Linked DNA regions of Homo sapiens: region 2 is linked to region 1. A link is a loop called in an ENCODE intact Hi-C map of the cell type or tissue named here. Cell type or tissue: heart right ventricle. All regions are shown on one strand. Links, peaks and the distances in the headings refer to the core of each region. The heading gives the core; the rest is flanking DNA. Region 1 overlaps PCNT (pericentrin). Region 2 overlaps DIP2A (disco interacting protein 2 homolog A).

What was found. A loop is a pair of places that touch in the nucleus more often than their neighbours do. Peaks named below come from ENCODE experiments on the same cell type or tissue, not always from the same donor. Only the 100,000 strongest peaks of a DNase experiment are listed, where the experiment ranks them.
Region 2: a loop joins it to region 1, with 5 times the contacts of the local background. A loop is called at or near these places in 4 of 110 quality-filtered maps.

What each region holds. Positions count from the first base shown.
Region 1 is chr21:46,437,132-46,449,592 of GRCh38, reverse strand. It overlaps PCNT (pericentrin), which reads right to left. Exons shown (of 47, transcript NM_006031.6): 41 at 11,256-11,429; 42 at 9,391-9,510; 43 at 8,509-8,738; 44 at 7,020-7,096; 45 at 5,645-5,783; 46 at 4,772-4,899; 47 at 3,824-4,309. The coding sequence ends at 4,266. LOC124905046 (a long non-coding RNA gene) reads left to right here. Exons shown (of 2, transcript XR_007067915.1): 2 at 1-1,182. Among named protein-coding and RNA genes, the nearest start is that of DIP2A, 16 kb to the left of the region's middle. RefSeq lists a silencer at 430-630 and an enhancer at 5,141-6,060. In heart right ventricle, for the core only: no CTCF peak of the experiment used is centred there; no DNase peak of the experiment used is centred there; H3K27ac peaks cover 1,860 bases.
Region 2 is chr21:46,486,150-46,498,610 of GRCh38, reverse strand. It overlaps DIP2A (disco interacting protein 2 homolog A), which reads right to left. Exons shown (of 38, transcript NM_015151.4): 3 at 7,892-8,011; 4 at 1,504-1,623; 5 at 1-29. Among named protein-coding and RNA genes, the nearest start is that of DIP2A-IT1, 30 kb to the right of the region's middle. In heart right ventricle, for the core only: no CTCF peak of the experiment used is centred there; no DNase peak of the experiment used is centred there.

The sequences.
Region 1 (12,461 bases), core at 2,095-10,094:
CAAATCGATTGTAAAACGTGCATTTGACGAGGCCAGGAGATCAAGACCATCCTGGCTAACACAGTGAAAACCCGTCTCTACTAAAAATACAAAAAATCAGCCGGGTGTGGTGGCAGGCACCTGTAGTCCCAGCTACTCGGGAGGCTGAGGAAGGAGAATGGCATGAACCTGGGAGATGGAGCTTGCAGTGAGCTGAGATGGCGCCACTGCACTCCAGCCTGGGCGACAGAGTGAGACTCCATCTCAAAAAACAAACAAACCAAAAAAAAAAAAAAACGTGTGTTTGAACAATAATGAAATCAGTGCACCTTGAAAATGAACAGAACAGCGATTTTAGGGAACAAGGGAAGACAACCATAAGGTCTGACTGCCTGTGGGTTCGGGCAAAAAGAGCCATATTTTTCTTCTTGCAGAGAGCCTATAAACGGACGTGCAAGTAGGAGAGATATCGCTAAATTCTTTTCCTAACAAGGAATATTAAGACCCTAGGAAAATAATTGCATTCCTTGGGGGAGGTCTATAAATGCTTGCTCTGGGAGTGTCTGTCTTACGCAGTTGAGATAAAGACTGAAATACGCCCTGGTCTCCTGCAGTACCCTCAGGATTGTTAGGGTGGGGGAAAAAACCACTCCCTGGTAAATCTGAGGTCAGACTGGTTCTCTGCTCTTGAACCCTGTTTTCTGTTGTTTAAGATGTTTATCAAGACAATACATGCACAGCTGAACATAGACCCTTACCAGGAGTTTTTGATTTTGCCCTTTGCCTTGTGATCTTTATTGGCCTCAGAAGCACGTAATCTTTGTTCTCCCTTTTGCCCTTTGAAGCATGTGATCTTTGTGACCTACTCCCTGTTCGTACACCCCCTCCCCTTTTGAAGTCCTTAATAAAAACCTGCTGGTTGTGCGGCTCAGGTGGGCATCACGGTCCTACCACTATGTGATGTCACCCCTGGCAGCCCAGCTCTAAACTTCCTCTTTGTACTCTATTTCTCAGACTGGCCGACACTTAGGGAAAATAGAAAGAACCTACGTTGAAATATTGGGGATGGGTTCCCCCGATAGTGCTGGGAGGGCAGCACGCCTGCAGTGGACACAGAAGCTCTGAGCCCCATACCTGTCCTGCTCACCTCTTCCATTTGGCTGTTCCTTTGTTGTACCCTGTATAATAAACTGGTAATCCCAAGAATAGTACTTTGCATCATTCTAGTAAATTATTAAACCTACAGGGGTGGGGCTGAAAACCCCACAAACTTATAAATTGGCTGGGCAGAATTGCGGGTAGCCTGGAAACACCACTTGTGGCTGACGTCTGACGTGGAGACTGAGTCCTTAGCTTTTAGGGTCTGTGCTGACTCCAGGTAGTACCAGAATTGAAGGACTTTAGGCCAGGCACTGTGGTTCACGCCTGTAATCCCAGCACTTTGGGAGGCCAAGATAGGATCACTTGAGCCCAGGAATTCGAGACCAGCCTGGGCAACAGGGAGACCCCCCATCTCTACAAAAATAAATTAATTAAAAATGGAAGGACTTTGTCCTTAACTTGTGGGAACTGTGTCCATTCTGACTCTAGGTAGTGTCAGAATGGAACTGTAGGACAGGCAGCTCGTGTTAGAAAAGGAGACAAGCCTCCAGCAGGTCAGGGAGGCGGCAGCAGGCAGCATGAACGGTAGCCCAGGCTCCCATGCAGTTCTCCAGCTCTGCTGTCCCCCTGCATCTATCCATTCCTATTCTGCATATGAATTTGCTTTTCCCGCCCAACACTCATTTGCAGACTTCCCAAATTCCTAATTCATCATCGCTTCTAACCAGAAAACTCTTCTGAGAGCAAGTGTGGCTCTAAGCATGTGGTTGTACGATGCCCTCATCTTACCCCAAACTCCTATCAGTCAGAAGTAGCTTGCTTAGTGGATGGTGGAAAGGCCTCCCGAAGGCTCAGTTATGATGCCAGATTGGAGACAATGCCCTGTCAATATGGATGTTATAATACAGGATGTGGTATAGGCTTTAACTGAACAATACCTAGTGCTACTTCTCCCACAGCCAGCATATGCTGGCTTGGAAACCTAAGGGCTGCAGATAGGAATGGCCCCTCTTACTGTTATGCCAAGTAACCCCAGAAGGAATTTTTGCTTCTCATCTTGTAACTCTGAACTCCACTGTCCCAAGGGAGGACTGCTTCTACCAGGTACGACAATGGTGGTATTTTGAACTTTGAACTAGCAGTTGAGACTGCTGCCTGAGCCAACACCCAGGGATGGAGTTACTGCACTAACTGGTGCTATTGATCCCAATTTTTGAGGGAAACTGGGTGGCTCATACACAATGAAAACAGGAACATCCTTATCTGCAATCTAGTGTCTTCACTGGCACCTTTTGGTACCGAGGACTTTCGGCTCAGTGCAGCCTCCGCCTCCTGGGTTCAAGTGATCCTCCTGCCTCAGCCTCCCGAGTAGCTGGGATTACAGGGGCCTGCCACCACACCCGGCTAATTTTTGTATTTTTAGTAGAGACCGGGTTTTGCCATGTTGGTTAGGCTGGTCTCAAACTCCTGACCTTGTGATCTGGCCACCTCGACCTCCCAAAGTGCTGGGATTACAGGTGTGAGCCACCACACCCGGCTGACAGCTTCTTGGCTTCAAGCTAGAACAGGCTCCTCACATTCATGTCCCATTGTCTTTGATGAAACGAGGGCAGTTAACTGTAGAATAGCCCATGTTCATCTTTTTCCTCATGGTTTCATTTATTTTTCCTTCAATAAACTATAAGTTAGGGCTGGACACAGTGTCTTGAGCCTGTATTCCCAGCACTTTGGGAGGCCAAGGCAGGAGGATCACTTGAAGCTAGGGGTTCAAGACCAGTGTGGGCAACAGAGTGAAACTCCATCTCTACTTAAAAAAAAAAAAAAACAAAAAACAACTAGCTCAATGTGGCAGTGCGTGCCTGTACTCCCAGCTACTCGGGAGGCAGAGACAGTAGGATTGCTTGAGCCAGGAGCTTGAAACCAGGCCGGGAAACAAAGTGAAACCTTGTCTCTAAAAGAAATACGAAAATTAGTGCCAGGCGTGGTGGTGCGCACCTGTAGTCCCAACTACTCGGGAGGCTAAGCAGGCGGATCATTTGGGCTTGGTAGGTCAAGGCTGCAGTGAGTTGTGATTGTGCCACTGTACTCCAGCCTGGGTGACAGAGCGAGACCTTGTCTCTAAAAATAAAAAAATTATACCCATCTAGTACATTTTTGGATAAAGGGTCCTTGGCTAGGTATTACTGTCTAGTCTAAGCGAGTATGAGTGAAACATAAAAAAGCACAGCCAGCCGGGCGTGGTGGCTCACACCTGTAATCCCAACACTTTGGGAGGCCGAGGAGGATGGATCATTTGAGGTCAGGAATTCAAACCAGCCTGGCCAACATGGTGAAACTCTGTCTCTACTAAAAATACAAAAATTAGCTGGGCCTGGTGGTGGGCGCCTGTAATCCCAGCTACTCAGGAGGCTGAGGCAGGAGAGTTGCTTGAGCCCAGGAGGCGGCGGTTGCAGTGAGCCGAGATTGCACCATTGCACTCCAGCCTGGGTGACAGAGGGAGACTCCCATCTCAAAAACAAAAAGCATGGCCATGAGAGGTGGATACATAGTGGCAGCATCTTTAAAAAAATAAGAAACCAAGTAAGAGTAAACAACAGTCAAGTGGCTATTCAAGAATGCTCCGGGTTCCACTGAAAATTTTTGACTTACGAGTTTAACATAAACTCTCTGCTCAATTTTTTAGTCAGTGAGAAAGGCAAACTGATAAAATGGATAAAATGGAAAAAAAAAACAACACAAGGGCTATTCACAAACAAAACAGTGATTAAATTTTATTCCTTTTTGAGTTGTTTTGTTTTTATTTTTAAATGAAGTTTCCATCTGTACACGTTAAGAAAATAAACAAAACAACAGGAAGCCATTCTCTGTGTATCCTCCTTGGAGGCAGGAAGGATGGATCTGCCGATAGGCACACAACAGCACACAGCCAGGGCTCATGGGAGTGAGTGCCCGTCACCTCACGAAGGTCATGGGCCTAAAACATACGGAGGCTCCATAGAAAATGCTCCAGCTGGCTTTGCAGTCATGCATAAAGGTGAGGACACTTAATTCAAGGCATCTGGGGGCTGGTGTCACCGCACATGAAGAGTAGTGCCCATGCTGTCCCACGAGCTTCCTTGGGAAAAGGGAAAAACAAATCTTTTCCTCAAATAGAATTGTCGCAGGAAAGAGCCATGACATTTTATTCACTGTTTAATCATCGGGTGGCAGGATTTCTTTGAAGTAGAATCTGCATATAAATAAAAATGAGGCAGCAAATTGGTTACAAGGCTTCACAGATTTTTTGAAAAGAATTCCACAATTTTGAAACACTATCACTGAATTCATGTAAATTTTGGTAAAAATATGAATTATACAGTGGTTTAAATTATGATATTTAAGAAACACTGAACAAATTATATCCTGGTCGAAATATAATCTTTATGTTCGCTATCAATGTAAGAGAAAGGACAAAAAAGTCCAGACGGTGATTAAGTCAAACTGACCTCAGCACGTATCACTGAGTACACTGGCTTAGACTTCTGTGAGATTCTTCACTTGTAGCCTCTATTCTAATACTATTAGTGACACTGATTGTTCAGACTGAAACTTTGGTTACTAAGCTGAATACCAGCCATCTTTCAACAGACCCTACGTTTCCAGGGTACAGTGATAATCAGCTTAATAAATACTCGGCGAGGACTTGCATTACCTGGTAGTACCCCTCCCAATCTTTGCTGGATCACTTCTAAATGGTGAATATACTCTGTCAAGGAATGTTCTGGATCTTGAGAAGCAGTCAGGGATCTTTCTAATCTTGAATTTGGGGATGGAGTGGCTCTTCAAACAAATTACCACACCAAGAGAAGAAAAAAAAAAAAAAAAAGAGTTGAGTTTGACAGACGGAGCCATGGTGACTGAGTGCAGAAGAAAGGCACCAGCCCCGCCAACCAGACCCGTGGGGATGGGTGACTCTGGGGCCGTTTCCTTCAGATCCCTCATTACAAAAAGTGTCACAGAGTGCTTTAAAAGCTTCTGTGCAATGTTCCAGAGTTGAGTATATTACTTTGCTTGCTACATCTTCGACGATGTATCTATTACCCAACCTGGATTCTGCACCAGGTCTCACCTGCCTTTCCTGATCTTCCCAAACTGTTTGTCAGGGTGATACCTGCCCCACTCAGTCCTCACCTCAGCTGTCCTTCCTCCTAGCCTTCCGCCAGGCCCAGGGAGCACCAGGGGTATCCCTTTTCCCTCTCCACCCAGAGCTTCCAAGTATCTTCACGGCAGGGAACATGCCTTCTTCACCAAGGCACATCCCTCACAAAAGGAGCCCTCGGCCACCATTTACTCTTTCACTAAAGATGGCAGCACCGGGCTCTCGGGCACCAGAGACACCAGAAAAGCCAGGTCCTCCCCCAGAACAGGGCGGGACTTCTTGGCCCTCACGGACTCACGCTGGAGAGTTTCCTGCCTTGCCCTGGGCTGGGCCAAAGCCAGAACTAAAAATGCATTTCTCTGAGGCCCTATGTAGGCTGGAGGGAGAGCCCTGGCAGGAGACGGGGCCTGAAGGCATCACACTGACCTTCCCCCACTGTGTGGGGAGGCTGCTGCTGCCAGTCTGCGGCCTCTGGCAGGGTCCCTGGTGTGGCCAGAGGGTACATCCCGGGTTGGGGGGGACTCTCTGGTTCTGGGTGGAGACTGCGGCTGTCGTGCTCGGGGCCCTTCCCCAGAATTATTTAACAACCAAGGGATTAGGAAAATAAATGAATGCATTTTAGTAAAGGCCCATCTATCAACAGTTTAAACGTATAAGCTTTTAAGAGCCTGTATGGCAATTTTAAGACATTTTTAAAGTGCTCAAGGTACAATATCTTTTTAAAAGCTTTGGAAGAAACCTGAGCTTTGACTATCTGCATCTGCAGGGGTAGCCCGTCTCCGGGGGAGTGCGGGGCAGGGGGGTCTCAAGACCTGGGTGGGGGTCCTGCCTCTATCCGCTCTGAGGAGCTGGCTCAGGAGGGAGGGGCAGGAACCCTGGAGACCACCAGGTGTGACTCAGAGGGGCAAACTTTCCTGATGGCTTGAAGGCTGAATCAAAGCATTTTAATTTCAAGAAGCAACTATTAAAATGTGGAGTCAACACTGATACAGCTGCCAGGCGCAGTGCTCATGCCCACAGTCCCAGGTACTGGGGAGGCTGACACAGGAGGATGGCTTGAGCCCACGAGTTCAAGGCTGCAGTGAGCTGTGACTGTGCCATTGCACTCGAGCCTGGATGATAGAGCAAGCCCGTCTCTTAAAAAACAACAAAACAACAACAACAACTTGGTAAGGCACTTCCAGGAATGCCGAGTCATGGTGCCAGTCGGCGGTGGTTCAGGCAGCCTAAGCCCCACAGGCCCGGAGCCACACACCCACCCCGCGTTCTCTGTGCTGCGTGGGAGGGGCGTTCTCTGCACACAACGCCTGCCGCTCTGGGACAAGAGCCCCTGGAAATGCCCTGCTCTGGGGCTGGCTCCTTCAGCACTAGTGCAGCCAGCTGTGCTCTCTGCTGTAGGGGGCAATGGCTCGGCAGAGAACTCCCGAGACAAAGATGTGAGTGAGCCAGAAATAAGCATGATGCTCTACAAGGAAAGAGACGTGAAGTGAGTTTCAGTTGATTTAAGGAATAAAAAAAGACCATTTTGCTAAACACTATTAAATAATCAATATATTGAGCATCTCAGTGTTTCCCATCGCCGTACGCCCCTGTGACCTGTGTTCATAGCTAACATGAGCTCTGACCTCCCTACGCCGGGCGCGCCTTCCCTCTGGACGACTGCTCTGACGGAATTCACGGATTTTCTTACCGTGCTTTATTACGTCCCCATCAACACTGAAAAATGACCCAAAGTGAATGAAAAACAAGAGTAGAAAGAAAGGTTTGTGAGTCCAGCGGTCAACAGCAGCTGGAGTCCCACCTGGGCGAGGGGCTTTGCCTTGTGCCAGAGCTCCTTTCCGATCTACTTCTTGCCATTTCTTAACCAAAAAACGTAATCTACAAAAAAAAGAGACAAGACACACTTAAAAGTACGGCAAGACAGGAAGGGAAAGAGCAATGAAAACCCCACTGTGACCAAACAAGCAGAATGGGGGCCTCGCTGCCCATGGGGACCAGGACGCCAAGGTCGGCCAGTCTGTTGACTCGGGCCTGGCATGCCGGGTGCACACATCCAAAGTGCTCGCAGGGCTGCCGGCGGCGGCGACCTTCCCATGCCCAACCACCTGACAAAGCCTCACTGCGGCCCCACCGTGGACCATATGGTCCCCTAGACACCCACCATGGCCCAGCTCAGGACGACTCCAGTTCAAAGTCAGCCGGCCACACCAGTGACTAGGAAACACATGCCGCTCCCGCCTGGTGTGCAGGACCCTCCCATCTTCATCCTGTCACAGATGCCACTGGACAGGCTCAGAACACGGAGACCCCAGCCCTCGCAGGAGTCCGTCAGATGGTGAGCATGCAGAGTGCAGGTGACGAGGGCATGCAGGTCAGTGTGCAGGGCCCCAGACGCCCTGCTAGGATGGCCTTCGGAACAAGCATCATGCCTGTGGCTTCCCTCCTTTGAGGCATAGCAGACACTGCCGATTCCTCCATAAGACCTGTCAAGGCCCCTTGGTGGCAGCTACCCTAGGCAGTGCCCTCACAGGGACACAGAGACTGCTCCTTTCTGGGACACCACTGCCTTCAAAAGATCTCCCCTCCTCGACAGGAGGTAGGATCTGGGTCTGCTTACCTCCCCTATCTAGTGCCTAAAATGCTTCCTCCTGCAGGGTGTTCTCCCCATGAACACAGGATGGACAGATGGGTGGGTGGAAGGATGGACGGTGGAGGCCTACGGTCAGGGGAGCTCAGAGACGAGGAGACAAAGTGCCCCAGGACCAGAGAAGCTGAGAGTACAGCAACCCAGGAGGCCTCGCCTGCACCCCACTTTGGCCCAGCCTGCAGCCGCGATGACTGAACTGGCTCGGCACCTGGTCTCTGAAAGGAGCGGGATTCCTAGCTGCTCTCTGCTGCATCTGCTACTCCAGACAGGCCCGCGCGTGGCCTTGGGAAACACCTCTGTGGCATCAGGGAGCAGGCACAGCCGCACAGTGTTTAGGGGGAAAAACAGTTTTAGAAATTCAGCACGTTCTTTGTGGCACGAAACCCATTAAAAGTCAAGATGTTCCTCTGTAATACAAAGGTGCCCTTAAATCTTTAGTTTTAGAAGGTGAGAGATTCATACACATGACTTCTTGAAGACAAGTTCATCATCTGTATTTTCTCTAAGGCCTCAAATGCCATTCATCTTTAAAAAGAACATATTATGGAGTTTCAAGGAATAAAATGACCAAAAAACCATGCAGTGTGCTGCCCACTCACGGAGACAGACGCGGAACGCACTGACTGAACGTCATGGCATTTACCTTAATATTGCAATGACCACCCTGACGGCCGTGCGGAACCTGGTGAAAGGACGAGATGTGATTTTCCGTTCTGCTTTGGAAGGAAATACCCCCAAATGGGCAATCATGGAGAGTGTTTCTTGTTCAGAATCCTGGAATCCACCAATCAACAGCAAAAGATACTTCTTTTGATAAATCAGAGCTTTTCTAAAGCTCTCTGCTCTCAAGTAATGCAGGTACAATTTTTCCATCTAAAAGAAAAAAAGCAGTAAAATTTTATCATAGGAAACAAAGACTGTCTTGCTGACAAAAGCACATTAACACCATTGCTCTTTCCAAAGAGTCAGATTGTTTTTTCCCATCAAATCATCACAGAGCCATCGGCCTTCCAACAGTATCTGTGGCCAGAAACAACCTTGCTGTTGGAAGATCAATTTGTGTTTGTCAGACAAGATCTAGGACCACAAGCTCCTCTCCACAGCATCATCAAATGAGCCCCTATGAAGCTTCTTGCATTTCACCCCTTAGGTAAGGTCCAAACTGGGCATGAGATGGACGTCACGGGGTGGGGACCGTGTGCCATCAGGAGACTGCAGCAGATCTTGGGCCGAATCCCGGCAAGCCCCTGGGCCAGGCCTCCCTCAGGCTGCAGAGGCCGCCATTTGCTGACTTTGTCAAAGCCTTCCACGTTCCACGCTTAACAAGCACAGAAACTCAGTATTTGTGCACAATTAAAACAAAATTCAAGCCGAAGTTTATTCTGTGAACGTCCTTTCCTTTAGTGATGTGACTGCTACACCCGGCAGACGAGAACCTTGTGGTCACAAAAATGCTTTGCCTGCAATTTGCAAACCCAGGACTTAAAAAAGCACCAAAGTTCTATACTCGTGGCACCGTTCCTACCTTGACATTGCTGGTGTGTGCTTCCTCGCTGGCAGCTGGTGGAAGCCGGCCGGGGTCTGGGCGCCTCAGGGAACTCTGTGGAGCCGTTTCGTCTGGCTTCCAAGCAGACCTTTCCGACCTCTGTAAGGAAGCACAGCCAGCGCTGTCTACAGAGCTGCTCGTCAACAAGAGCATCTTAGAGACGCAGCCGGGGGCAGGTGAGGGAGAAGGCCATGTGCGGGGAGGCCAGGCTGACCACACCACACCTGGCCCCTCCTCAACTTCAGCACCCCCTCAGCAGGGCCTAGGTTACGCCGTGCTGTGATCAGCCAAAGAATTAACATGGAGTAATTACGACATGCCACTTGCTGAAGTATGATTGCAAAAAAGGTACATTTTAACAGAAACAGAAAACCAATTCTTTGTAAAATCACCCCAAATTCAAAGCTTTAAGCCTTAAACACTCTCATATTCTCCGGTCCTAGAAATGCCAACCACTGGTAACTACAAGCACAGTCAACTCTCGACAGCTGTGGGTTCCACATCCATGGATTCAACCAACTGTGGGTGAAAAATATTCAGAAAAAACGATGTGTCTGTACCAAACGTGTGCTTCTTTTCTTGCCCCTACACCCTAAACAATACAGGATGACAACTATTTACGTGGCATTTACACTGAATGAGGTGCTGCAAGTGATCTTAGAGATGACTTAAGAGTGTACGGGAGGACGTGCACAGGTTGCTGCTGACACCACTGCAGGTCAGGAGGCTGAGGCAGGAGGATCCCTGAACCTGGGAGGTCAAGGCTGAAGTGAGCTGTGACTGCTCCACTGCACTCCAGCCTGGGAGATGCAGCAAGGCCCTGTCTCAGAAAAAAAACCCAAAAAGTGAAAAAAGCCAGTTTAGGAGGTCCCAGACGGGCTGGTTCCACTGACACACCTTTCTGGGAGAGAGCCAGGGCCTGTGGCAGGCGGAGATGCCTGCTGCTCTTTTTGGGGGGGCCATCGCTGTGTGCTCTGTGAATGGTGGTTACTTATGAAGGTTACAGGGATGTGTGTGTGTGTGAACTTGTATGACACTACACCAGGAAAGGGCAAATTTTACTGTATGTAAATTTAAAAATAATTTTTAAAAAGTTATAAAAAATAAAGCAAATCACAAACAAAATAGCCTAAATACAAAAGAAAAAAAAATGAGACATTCCGGAAGATAACTCTATCCAACTATACCATTATGAAAATTATAAGTCACTTTAGGCCGGGCACGGTGGCTCATGTCTGTAATCCCAGCACTTTGGGAGGCTGAGGTGGGCGGAATCACGTCAGGATTTTGAGACCAGCCTGGCCAACATGGCAAAACCCCATCTCTACTAAAAATATAAAAATTAGCCATGTGTGGTGGCGGGCACTTGTAATCTCAGCTACTTGGGAGGCTGACACAGGAGAATTGCTTGAACCTGGGAGGTGGAGGTTGCAGTGAGCTGAGATCGCACCACTGCACTCTAGCCTGGGCAACAGAGCAAGACTCGGTCTCAAAAAAAAAAAAAAAAAAAAATTATAAATCACTTTAACTAAAACTCTAAATTAGATCAGATTATAATATTCTTAGTCAAAATACCCTTTTATGAACATGCACCAAACATCAAGTAGCGGTCAGGGTCAGTGAGGACGCCGTCTGTGGCGGAGCTGGAAGTCGGCTGAGATGTTCAAACATCCCACAACATTTAGCAAGGCTTCAGACAGAGGCAACAGAGCCTGGCGGTTAGGGAGAAGGTGACGCCCACATCCCCAGGTCCCTAAAGGGAGCCCGGCCTCTTGTGGGGTGGAGCTGCTCTGGACCATGGTGGGTTAGGCTGAGGCAGGTAAGAGTTAAGCACAGACACCTACGCTTGGGCTGCAGCCCTTCTGCAGATGGTGCTTCAGCAACTTCTCAAGCTTAGACACGGCTCTGCTCAGCTCCAGCTTCTCCTGGGTCACCGTGCTGAGCGCTTTTGTGAGGGAAACATTGTCTTTCAGCAGGACGTCCACAAACTGGAACTGCAGCTCTGCTGCCATTTTTTTCTTGGAGAAAAGAAAATAAATTTGTAAGAATTTGTTGTTAAAGGGCATGAACATTACTTGTGTTTTTTGTCAACAGTTATTTTTAGGGATTGTAATTAATGTGTCTGGGGTTCAATGAGAAGCTTGTGGAGCTGGCAGAAAATTGTAAAAGTCATTGAATCACAGACTTTGCACGCAACTGGCTTGTATGAACAACGCAGGCCTGTCACAAAGCATAGCCCGTTTGGTTGTTCTAACAGCACTGAAATTAACAGGTGGCTGGACCGTTGTTAGTTCATCCCAAGGGGGCGGATGTGAAGCCCCTCAAAACAGGTTTATTACTTCCACCATCAAAAGGACGTTCAGCCTGTGGAGGGTGGGCACGCTGAAAGGTCACCAGGGCCCAACACAGGGGGCAGGGTGCACCCCACCCACAACGACGTTCAGCTGGCGGGGCCAGAGGGTAAGCGGCGCAGCTCCCCTGCACCTCACATGCGTGGGCTCCACGATCAAAGTCATGATTTCATAAATGCCACAGAACACACATCAAGAATTTATACCAGCAGCCAGATTCCCACCTCCTTCAGAGGCAGCTTACAGTGAGCTCAGACTTTCCAAGGAGGACTTGGGTTTTTGTTTCTAGCAAAGGCCGTCAACGCAAACACAAAGCCAGCAGGCTGGGCCAGGTGGAGGTGAACATCGGCCGCCAGCACCAGAGCAGAACCATAGCCCCTCCTGACCAGCGACCTGCAATGTGTCCAGGTCATGCACAGCGAGCAGCATGTGAGGGGGCTCTACCAGTCACGCAGCATCCCATGGCAGCAGGGCTCAGCCCCCGAAGACCACACAGTCACACAGCATCCCATGGCAGCAGGGCTCAGCCCCCGAAGACCACACAAGTGCCCCAGGACATGGAGGACATCCGTCCCCACTCGGCCCACAGGGTCGACCCCACCCACTCACCCAGATAGCAACCATGAATTCAGAGAAGGCAGCGAGGGAGGAAGAACAATGGGGAAGCGTGAAAAAGAACCACAAAGCTGCCGAGAGGGC
Region 2 (12,461 bases), core at 2,849-10,848, 48 kb before region 1:
GCCCTCATCTTCTGAGGCAGACGACGTGTCTGTGGTTAAAATAACGATGACAGGCATGATATCGGGATGAGTCAAGAGGAGGACGGAGTTCCCACTCACACTGGAGCCTCCCAGACCTGTGTGCAGCATGCTTCTGTACACCTGGCACAGCTCTGCCCAAAGCCACGCAGTCAGCTCAAAGGTCACCCTCAATCTAGAAGGGCATGCAAGAAGCCCTACTGTGGGGAAAATGATTCCATGAGCCCCCAGCTCCCCAGAGAGAACTCAGCCACAGGGTACCAGACACACTCAGTGAAGACAGCCTCTGATCTCCTAAACGGCTTCAGCATATACCTCAGTGGGGGTGTTCTGTGAATATTCAGTGCTGCACTGCATGTCCACAGAGTCGGACACCATATCCACACATCAGTCAGCATCACCCAGGGGAGAGCCTGTGCCCGGCCCTACATCTTGGAGGCAGTGAGAAGGCATCCTGGCCTGTGCATGGCCCCAGCAACAACATGGTGGCCATGGGAGAACCGCAGCCCTGTCTACATGCATCCTTTCAGGGGAGTCATGTGAACTAGCCCTAAAAACAATTCCTTCTCCGAGAAAATTGCTTCAGACAACAAAATTAACTGTACATTAAGGTTTCTTCAAGTCAGCATGACTGTGTGTTTCATTATGGGTTTTACAATTATTAAAACATTATTTTAAAATTGGATAGTGTCTATAGCTATATTTAGCAAAAACAATAATTTGACAGCCATTTCTAAGATTTTTTTCAACAATAAACTTCTTTTAAGCAAGAAAGTGTTACCAAAACCACTAAATCATCTTACGAATCTGGTGTGTTTGGTTTTATTGTGTAGTATCTCCAAATACCTCAAACCAAAAATGGGTGTCACTATTTTTGATACTTTAAATATATGACAACAATGCAAGTTCATGAATGTGAAGTCATTAGACACTATCGACATCTTGTACAGTTTAACAGGAAGACTAAAATACATTATTGCTAGAGAGAAACCTCATATAAAAGTTTTCATTTCTAATGGTACCAACAATAAAACAACAACAAAATCAACCGCAAAACTTTCCAAATAGTCTTATACTGTTGCATATAAGTCCTGGTTACAACCTGTTAAGTTATAGGTAATAAGATGACAATAACTGTAAAATTCCTAATTCAGGAAGCTTTAGCTTAGTGCTTATTTTAGGCTCCTCTTAGTGCTTTAGGTTCTTCTCTTTACTAAAAGACATAAATAGCATCTTAGTAAAAGAAATTAAGATCCACACAAAAAGTCTTATAGAAAGCAAGTACCCATTTGGGTAAGAATACTATGTACACCATAGATTTTCAGGTAAGGAATACGAGCATATGCAAACATTTTTAATCTCCAAATGCGTCCAATCTATACTACAGGCCAGACGGATATTCCAACTCAATGGGAAGTAAATAGGATAACATCAGGCCTGTGAAACACTCAAAAAAAAGCCACACTTGACATTGTTTATCAATACCTGGAGGGGTGTAGGTTTCCACAGACGAATGCACAAGGACAGAACGTCTCTTCGAAGGCATAGGCATCTTCCTCTCTTTGTATTTGGCCAAAGCTGCTTGCACGGCTTCAGTGTGGACATCTACACAGGAAGGACAGCAGTAAAAATACTTTTTACAAGACTGTTTATAAAGTAACAAATTAAGTTTCATGTTTTTGTTTGTTTTCAGTGGGGGTAAAAGGAATAGAAGCTCTCTCTGTCTATCCTCACATGTTGGTCCTAGATTTCTTTAAATATTTCTTTGTTTGTAGATCTAACTTTGGAATCTTGTAAATATTTCCTTAGTTATAAATCAAAACTGAATAAAAGAGAAATCCCCAAAATTGAAAATAAAGTGAAACAAATGAGCCTAAATGTGTATCTAGTTGTTGGTTTAAACCATGCTTGTTCAACCCGTGGCCCATGGGCCTCATATGGCTCAGGAGGGCTTTGAATGCAGCCTAATACAAATTCGTAAAATTTCTTAAAACATTATGAGATTTTTTTGCAATTTTTTTTAGCTTATCAGCTATCGTTAGTGTTAGTGTATTTTATGTGTGGCCCAGGATAATTATTCTTCTTCCAACGTGGCCCAAGGTAGCCAAAAGATTGGACACCCCTGGTTTAAACTATTGCAGCTGACTTTAAAACACTGAAGTTAGACTGGTCAACCTCTACTTCCAGAAATATCTAATAAGGACAAAAATAACTGAACAAAAACTTTTAAACTCTCTCATATTGTTGATAGCAGTGAAGGCATTGTCATATAGATTCTTCGTGAGTCCTGTGGGATATGGCAAATGAAAAGCACTTAATAGTCTGATTCTACCATAGCTAGAGCTTGGACACTCATGAGGGAGAGGAGATACAAATGTAGATGAAAGAGGTAGGCTGGACACAGTGGCTCATGCCTGTAATCCCAGCGCTCTAGGAGGCTGAGGCAGGAGGATCGTTTGAGGCCAGGACCAGCCTGTGCACCACAGCAAGACCACATTTCTGAAAAAAAAATTTTTTTTTTTGAGATGGAGTCTCGATCTGTCGCCAGGCTAGAATGCAATGGCGTGATCTCAGCTCACTGCAATCTCCGCCTCCCGGGTTCAGACAATTCTCCTGCCTCAGCCTCCCGAGGAGCTGGGATTACAGGCACCCCCCACCACGCCCGGCTAATTTTTATATTTTTAGTACAGATGGGGTTTCACTATGTTGGCCAAGCTGGTCTTGAACTCCTGACATGGTGATCCGCCCGCCTTGGCCTCTGTAAGTGCTGGGATTATAGGTGTAAGCCACCGCACCTGGCCCAATTTTTTTTGTTTAATTAGGCAGGTGCAGTGGCATGCGCCTGTGGTCCCAGCTACTCAGGAAGCTGAAGCTGGAGGATCACTTGAGCCCAGGAGTTCCAAGGTGCAGTAAGCTATGCCTGTACCACTGCCTCCAGCCTGGGTGACAGAGTGAGAACCCAAGAAAGAAAAAGAGAAAAAGAAGGAAAGAAAGGGAAGGAAGGAAGAAAAGAAAGAGAGAGAGAGGATGGGCACAGTGGCTCATGCCTGTAATCCCAGCACTTTGGGAGGCCGAGGTGAGCGGATCCCCTGAGGTCGGGAGTTCCAGACCAGCCTGGTCAACATGGAGAAACCCTGTCTCTACTAAAAACACAAAATTAGCCGGGCATGGTGGTGCATGCCTGTAATCCCAGCTACTTGAGAGGCTGAGGCAGGAAAATCGTTTGAACCCGGGAGGCAGAGATTGTGGTGAGCCGAGATCACGCCATTGCACTCCAGCCTGGGAAAGAAGAGTGAAACTCCATCTCAAAAACAGAGAGAGAGAGAGAGAGAGAGAGAGAGAGAGAGAAAGAAGAGAAGAGAAGAGAAGAGAAGAGAAGAGAAGAGAAGAGAAGAGAAGAGAAGAGAAGAGAAAAAGCGAAAGAGAAAGAGGGAGGGATGGAGGGAAGGGAGGGAGGGAGAGAGAGAGATGAAGTACAGACCCTGCAGTTCTGAATCTGAATAGATTATGTCACTACAAACAAATGTGGTATCCTGTCTTTTAAAAGTCTGTCTTACCTCTGTACAGTGAAAATGTCTACAAACAACAATCAGCCCAATAGCAATCAGCATCCTAGTGCCCAGACTGTGGTCTTGAAACACCATCCTCACTTAAAAAAAACCCTTAGAAATGGCAGATTCTGGAGCAGGGGAGAAATGCCCAGGATGAACCTAGAACTTCTTATCCTAACAGCCAACCAGGAAATGGTCAAACAACTCGAGCCAATTTGAAGAGATTCCCAATGGCGAAGAATGGGACAATCTGAATATCGGTAAGAATAAATACTAAAATGGACTGAAACATCAAATATGATACTGACAGAAGAAAAGAAGAAAAAGGAAAAGAGGAAACGCAATCAATTGGTTGCCATTGGAGGAGGCCAGTGACTCAACCTATTGTTCTGAAAACTAGTAAATAAATGGAAAGAATTAAATATTCATCTTGACTTTCTTTCCTGTACCAAGTTGTAAATAACAGAAGTTTCTCTTTACGGAAATATTCTGGCCTTTGAGTGAAGAAGGAATGTCAGAATCTAAATTTCACCATTTTGCAGCCCAAAGGAAATCAATCTAAGAACTGAGAAAAATCACTGGTTTTCAAGCACCACAGTGAACAGCCAAGAGTCAGGCCCAACAGGCCTCTTGGTGGAGGAACACAGGGCCACCCATGACAGTCTTGTAAACAGCTGAACGTTGTAACCTGACTTTCATCAAACCTAGTGACCTAAAAAGCATGTCAGAGACACCAAGAGGAACCATCAGACAAACACAGCTCAGCTTCTCCTACAAACTAAGGTTCATAGAGGCTGAAAACACTTACCAACCAACTGCAATGTGTAGCTCTTATTTGAATCCTGGGTCCAAATAAACTTGTTCCTTAGAAGCCATACGAGCAAAAGCCATATGAACATTGGCTGAATATTTGCTATTAAGGAAGTATTTATTGTTAATTACTTTGTGAAAATGGCATTATCTTTTAGAAATACAATCTTTTCAGATACAGAAACCAAGACTATTACGACATCAAAATGACAGAGATCGAGAATATTATGACATCTAAATGAAATAACATATCCGAGATTTGCTATGAAACCATATGGGAAGGGAGGAAGCAGGTAGAGTATAGATTAATCCAAGGCAGGGCATGGATGGCCCAGAATTTCTGGAGCTCGACTATGGGTCCAGGGGAGCTATAATACAATGATGGCCAGTTTTGTAGACGCTTCAATTTTCCCCAACAAATGTCTGAAAACATTTAAAAATCTCACATTTAAATGGCTTGTAGGGCCAGGTTAAACCTTTTCCTACTCAGGAAAGGTGAAGAATTCACACCTAGACATATGATAAAGGAAATTCATGGATATCAAAGACACAGAACAATTCTAAAAGCTTCCAGAGAAAAAGGTAAATCACCTTGAAAGATCAAGAAACAGACTGACAATACTCAGTAGTAACACCAGGCACAAAAAAGCAATAGTTTTGAAGACAAAAAGTGTTAAACCTAGAATTTTATATCCAGCCAAATTATCATTTAAATATGAATATTTAATAAAAATATTATCAGACATACAAGGTTCGAAAAGCATTTCCACACAAGGACTTAACTGAAAACACTCATGGAAAAAGGCACTCACGAAAAGAGAGCAAGAAACAAACTGAGACCCTTGTGATGGATTTGGAAGTTACTGTGATTCCCCTAAACATTATTGCTGTCTTAGAAAAAAAGGAAAATAAGTATAGATTAAAAACAACCTAGAACTAAAAATATAGATAATATCAACCTGATAGGGTATATCAACAGATCCAAAAATACTCAACAAACCCCAAGCACAAGAAACAAAACCAGCCCACGTGCATCATAATCAAATCACTCAACACCAGCATCTTAGTCTGCTCAGTTGCCATAACAAAACAGCATAAACTAAGTGGCTTAAACAACACAAATTTTTCTTACTGGAGACTGTATGTCCAAGATCAAGGTGCCTCATGGTTGGTGTCCGGTGAGGGCTCTCTTCCTGGCTTACAGACATCTGCCTTCTAACCATTGTACTCATAGGTTGATGGGGCAGGGCGGGGGCCAGCAAGCTCTAGTGCCTCTTTTTTTTTTCTTCCTTTTTTTTTTGAGACAGAGTCTCACTCAGGCTGGAGTGCAGTGGGGCAATATTGGCTCACTGCAACCTCCACCTACCGGTTCAAGCGATTCTCATGCCTCAGTCTCCAGAATACCTAGGACTATGGGCATGTGTCATCACACCTGACTAATTTTTGTATTTTTAGTAGAGATGGGGTTTTGCCATGTTGGCCAGGCTGGTCTCCGCCTGCTTCAGCCTCCCAAAGTGCTGGGATTACAGGCGTGAACAACCACGCCTGGCCAATGCCTCTTCTTATAAGGGCACCGATCCCACCGTGAGGGCCCCACCCTCATGATCTCATCTAAACCTAATTACCTCCCAAAGGACCAAACTCCAAATAGCATCCCACCGGGGTTAGGGCTTCAATATAGGAATTTCAGAGAGGATATAATCGAGCCCACAGAACAGTGATAAAGAGAAAAATCTTAAAGGTGCAAGAAGGAAAAAAGACACATTAGATACAACAGAACACAGATAAGAAACAAAGTTGAAGGACTAACACTACTGATTTTAACACTTATTATTAAGGTATGATCATCAAGAGAACACTGTTTTGCCATAAAGACAGACGAATAGATCAATAGAACAGAACAGAGAGTCCAGAAATAGATGCGCGCATTTATGTGCAACTGCTTTTAGAAAAAAGTGCAAAGGGAATTCTCTGGAGAAAGCATAGGCTTAAGGAATGGCCCAGGAACAGCTGACTACCTCCATGCAAAAAAGTAAACTTTTGATTCATACCTTGTACTTACACTAAAATTAACTAAAAAAAAAGATCACAAACTTAAGGGCACTAAAATGGCACTAAAAAACCTAAAACTACAAAACTTGTACAAGAAAACACAAGAGAGAATCTTTGTAATCTTGGGTTAGGCAAAGATATCTTAAACACAAGAACAAAAGCACTATCAATTTAAAAAAATGATAACTTAGACTTCATCAGGATTAAAAACTTCTGCTCTTCAAAAGATACTTTAAAGAAACACAAAGACAAATCACAGCCTGAGAGAAAATATTGGCAAATCATATTTATGATAAAAGACCTGTATTCAAAAGATAAAGAATACACCTAGTATAAACTTCACAAGGGCAGAAACCAGTTTATTAACATCACTTCCATGAGCAGGGAACAGGGTTGGGGAGAAGAGCTGGGACATGTAGAAAATAAGGAGCGGCAGAAAGGAGGAGACCTTTTCTAGGACCACTCTCATGGAAAGTACACATGTGTGCGTGCATCTGCATCCAGGCATGAGGACAACAGTGCTCAGTGAAATGCTGAGGGCGGCCATCTCAGGATTCAGGGGTATCAGGTGATTTTTAACTTTGTCCTTAAATTTGGTATAATATTTTTTATATATTTAACACTAAGCATATATTATTTATACAATCAGAGAAGAAGCTGTTTGCCACATGATAAAGTTTTTTATAAATGTGTATCAAATTGGTAAGACATTATCTGTTCGAATATTTCTTAGACTATTTCTTTACACTCCCTGTTGAAAAAACATTTAAAATCTTAATCTTTGTTTTCAGTATTCTTAAAACAACCATTATCCCTATTAAAATTTTTTCTGAAAAAGGCCTGTCAAAAGAGCTTAAATGTGAAGAAAATATACAACCACACAGTGGTGAAAATATTAAATAGATAACGTGCTCAAGTTATTAATATATAAACTATAATAGAAAATGTGAATTTTTTTCAATGGCCATTCTATTGATTCAAGTAAAACATCAGAGACAAATTTAAATATTCATAAAAGCACTGCCAAACAGAGTGGCAGAAATCTAATTGGAAGGAAATCTCCAAAATTAGAAAAAGAAATACTAAAACACCTGCACCTAGCAGTAAAGCTGCTCCATAAAGCACAAAAATTATTAGTATCAACTTCAAAGTAAAAAGTGTACAAAAGTTTTAAAGAAATTATTCTAGTAAGAGTGAGAAGAAGACTTCTCTAGAGAGTTTTGTAGGCATCCCCTAAGAAAGTGCCACTAAAGCTACACCATACATTAAAACAGACTGTGGTTACGTGAAGGTTAAATGTTTTTCTTGAAAAAAATATGATGATGTACATTACTGCTTATGTGAAAATAATTTCTTTGGCAGATATTGTGGCAAAGGAAAAATAACTGGAAGACTTCATGGCAAGAGTCCAAGGGCTCCAGGCCCGTCCACCTTCCCCACTGCCTAGGCTGTGACCCTACCTGACCGGAAGCGCTCATCCCTCGAGGCGGTGGGCCGAGACTTCTGCTGCTTGGGTGCAGCGGCCGTGGTTTGTGAGGGCCCAGGAATTCTATTCTCTGCTTGCAGAGATGGGTCTATTCCTGAAACACAATTTTATGGGAATACCTTATGTGAACAATTTGCTTTTCCAATTATGAAAAAGTCCATTGAAAACAGCTTACATTTCTCATCTGTTGCATACCCTCTATCAAAGAGCCTTTAATCTGGAAGTCAGTGATAGACGCATAAATGCTGTGGGTTAAGGGCAACATCCACTTCCGTGCTCTCCTCTCCCCACATCACCCAGCCCTGCCTCTCATTCACCATCCGCATGAAGGGTGATGATCAAACAGCTGGCCCTGTACCCTTGGCAGCACAGTACATGGCAGCTCACATCAGGGGTGGGAGCCGTGGTAGAAAGCCCTCCCAAAGCCCACCTCTGAATTACGTTTCCAAGTCTGAAATGGTCCGTGCTGTTCGTCCCCAGCATTGTTCTACAGTGTCGGTAAACCCTGAGTGAGAAACAGCTCACCAGACCACCACTGGGGTCCACCAGTAGCCCTCTGATACAAACAGGAAAAAAGTGAAAAGTCAGAGAAAACAAGAGCGAGAGGGGCATTAGAAAGATGGCGTCAGGGCCCAAAGTGCTGAGAGGCTGGGACCTGCTCAGGCCGGGCCAGCTGCCCTCGCCGCACCACCCACTTGCTCCGCCTCCAAATCAGGGCAGATCAAGGTCACGCTGCTGCTCTCCACACTCCCTCACCAGGACCTCCACTCTCTGGGCAGTGGTCCCCTGGTCACAGATGCCCTCAAGACACATTACGGTGAGCGAAGGAATGGGGAACAGTTGTTCAAGTCACTGAACAAAATCCCTGGTATCATTTGAAGCCAATTTGCTGACATTTGCAGACAGCACAAAGCAAAACCTGCAGCTGTGCTTCAACAAAAATATGCATTTAGCTTTAGCCTTTGTTTCAAAATGTTTCATAAAATTGGCCAGCAGGAATTGCAGTCCCGCTGGCTCCTCCAGCCCTTACCACTCCCTGAAGAGGCAGAGTCCACGCTGCCTCAAACCTGGGCAGGTCAGTGACTGCCCCAACAAGCGCAGTGTGGCAGAAGTGATGCTGTGTGACTTCCAAGGCTAGTCGTGAAAGGCGACACGGCTCTACCTGGCTCTGTGCAACACCACACACCAAGTCTAGAGTGTTAAGCCCCCCAGTGGAGGGGCCACATGAGGACAGAGGGAGACACAGGCAGGGGTGGGGAGCCAGGTGCTCGGCAGCAGGAGTCTCCCCACCCCAACAGCCACAGCTGTGACTGAGGAGCCCTCACAGGATGTTGGCCCAGGACTTGAGCACCCAGCTCTGGCTCTGTGGACAGGGACAAGGTAACATTTGAGCTGGGCCTACACTGCACATTTATGAGCAGAACAGATGCTGCTGATGTTGTTCAAGTACTGTGTACATTTTGGGGTGGTCAGTTATACAGCACTGGAGAATGGGAACACTCTCTACAGAAATCAGTATTAGCCCTTCAAAATGTGAGCATACACATGTACATATACATCCACACACACATCCACACACACACCCACACACACACGTGTGTTTGTGTGTGTCTGTGTGTGTATATATATGTACAAAATACATAATGAGCAGAATCCCTACTGGCTTTTGGCTTTTTGTGACTGGATAAAACAACTTTAAAGTTCACAACGGACAATACAGAGTCTTACACCTTATGGATGATAAACAAGCATGCTGTAAAGTGACATATACACAGACGGACTTCCTTACACTTGTATTCCAAAATATGCATCCTTTTATTCTTTGAGATAGATTCATTTATTCAACAAAGATAGATACAAAACCCAATGTGAAATTATTGGATGAAGGAGTAGATATATTTTTAACTTAACAGATATGAAGAGATAACTTTCCAAAAAGGTTACAGTAATTCACACTCCTACAAGCAATGTATGAAAAGTGCCATTTCTCCACTCTCTGTCAGCACTAGATGTTATAAAAAGTTCTAGAATTTTGCCAATGTGATAAGAGAAAAATGGTGCCCTTTAATTTGCATTTCCATATCTACCACTGAGGTTGAACATAATTTAATATTTATTGCCCATCCACATTTCCTCTCCTTTGGATTTCTGCTACTTTACCCAACTAAAGACCCTCACTAAAAGACCAGGAAGCCTCACTCCTTGTCTGCTGTGGACACCCTGAACTGTGTACACATACAGAGCTGTGGCCTGGCGAGTAGCAGCTCAGTCATTCTGAAATGTTCTCATTTCTAGGGAGCCTATCGCACCTGTCCATCTTTTCTGTTCTAGCTCCCAGGTCTCCTATCTTGCCTATGAAGACAATTCCTACTCAAAGGGGTGTTCAAATAGTCTCCTGAATTGTATGTTTTTATAATTAAAAACATATTTAGAACTTTAATTATTCTGAAGTTTATGTTCACTAATGGTGGGGAGGAGGAAGAGGGTTCTTGCCTGCAGAAGGATAGTACCAGCTATTAAATTAACCCTTCCTCCTTCATATCCTCTCAAATCACTTCTGGACTTCTTTTCTTCCACTGACTGGGTCGTGTACTCTGTACACTGGCATCCTCCTGTTGTGACTATAAAGCATATACAATCAGGTTTAGTAACTCAAATGCCAGTCCTTTATCACCAGTGTTCTTTTTCAAAAATTGATGGGCTACTCTCAGAACTTTGCCTCTTCTAATGGGTCACTTCCAATCCTAGGTTTAGGAAAACCTCAGGCCTGGTATTCAGACTGGACTACATTATGTTCACACACTAACTTGAGATCTGCCAGTTTTATAGGATGTATTAAGTTTTTCCAGTTAGGAAACTGGTATGTTTCTTCATATATTAGGGTCTTGGTTATTTCTTTCAAATAGATTTTACGATCCTAACGTAGGTTCTGTCTTTCTTACCAAATGCATTAATAAGCATTTGACAGTTTGTTTTCATTATGAATAAGATTTTTTCATATTTGAAAACAGAAATATTGCTAGAGAAAAGCCGCATATTTGCCTTCTATCTTCATATCAAACCAAAATCACTTACTAATAGTTACATGAGCAGTCACATGAGTTTTTGAGGTATAAAATAATATCACCTATATTTAAAGATGATTATCTTTTGTTCTCTAATATTTATTTATTCTGCTTTGTTTTCCATCGCACTGCATCAGCTGTGACCACCCAAATAATGTGTAATAAGAATGGGCATGGCCAGCATTTCTGTTTACCCATTTGGAATGGAAATGGCTACAGTATCTGGTTGTTTAGTTTGATGATTGCTGGTGATTTTGGACAAATGGGCTTTAGAGATATTTTAATAGTTTCCTTCAATCCCAATTTTACTCTGAGTTTGTTTTTATTTTGGGTGAATAAATATCAGCATATAAAGAGCCTCGTCAATCTTCTTGTTGTTGTTGATCTGTTATAAAATATATCATACCAATATAGGCAATACAAAGCATGTATGCAGTTTAAGAATATTATTAAGAAACAATCAATGTAACCACCACATAGGTTATGAAATAAAACACTCAGTGCCTTAGGGGTCCCTGTGGCCCTCTCCAATTTAACTTCCATGAGGAAATGGTGTGCTGGCTTCTGTGAAAACCATTTCCTTCTCTTTCTGGACTCACTACACCAGCTCTCTAAATATTAACAGATCGGTTTGGCGTCTTTTTTTAAGCTTGTATTGGCTATATGCCTTTGTAATTGCTTCCTTCATCCTCACGATGTTTACAAGATTCATTCTTGCTGATGCATGTAGGTCTTTAGCTTTCCGCTGTATGAATTCTGTTGATGGGTATTTGAGTTCTTGGCAGTTTACAGATATAATGAACATTTTTGTACAAGAGAATAAGGTGCAAACAAATAGGAGTTTCTCTAGGGCAAATATGTACCTGAAGAACTGCTGCACCTCTTCAACTTTACTATGTAATACTAGCTGCCTGCATCCTACTGATTGAATCCTCTCCAACAGGACAGATGGCTGTGGTTACAATGTGCATTGCTCTGATTACTAGTGAGGTTAAACATCTTTACATTTGCTCATTGGCTATTTGGATTTCCTCTTATGAAATAACCTATTTGAATCTTCATCCATTTCTCTACTAGACTTTTCTTATCATGTTGGGAGACTTTCTGGCTATTAAGTTTAAACTAATTAAATTAAGGGAAGGTGTGGTGGCTCACACCTGTAATCCCAGCACTTTGGAAGGCTGAGGCAGAAAACTCGCTTGAGGTCAGAAGTTCAAGACCAGTCTGGGCAACATAGCGAGACCCCATCTCAATCAGTAAGCTGGGCGTGGTGGTGCACACCTGTAATCCCATGTACTCAGGAGGCTGAAGTGAGAGGACTGCTCAAACCCAGGAGTTTGAGACTGCAGTGAGCTATGATCACACCACTGTGCACCAGCCTGAGCAACAGAGTAAGACCTTGCCTCTTATGTGCAATCATCATACATGGCTGGTGTTTCATATACTGGACAATGCAGTCAGAGAACATGTCCGTTACTG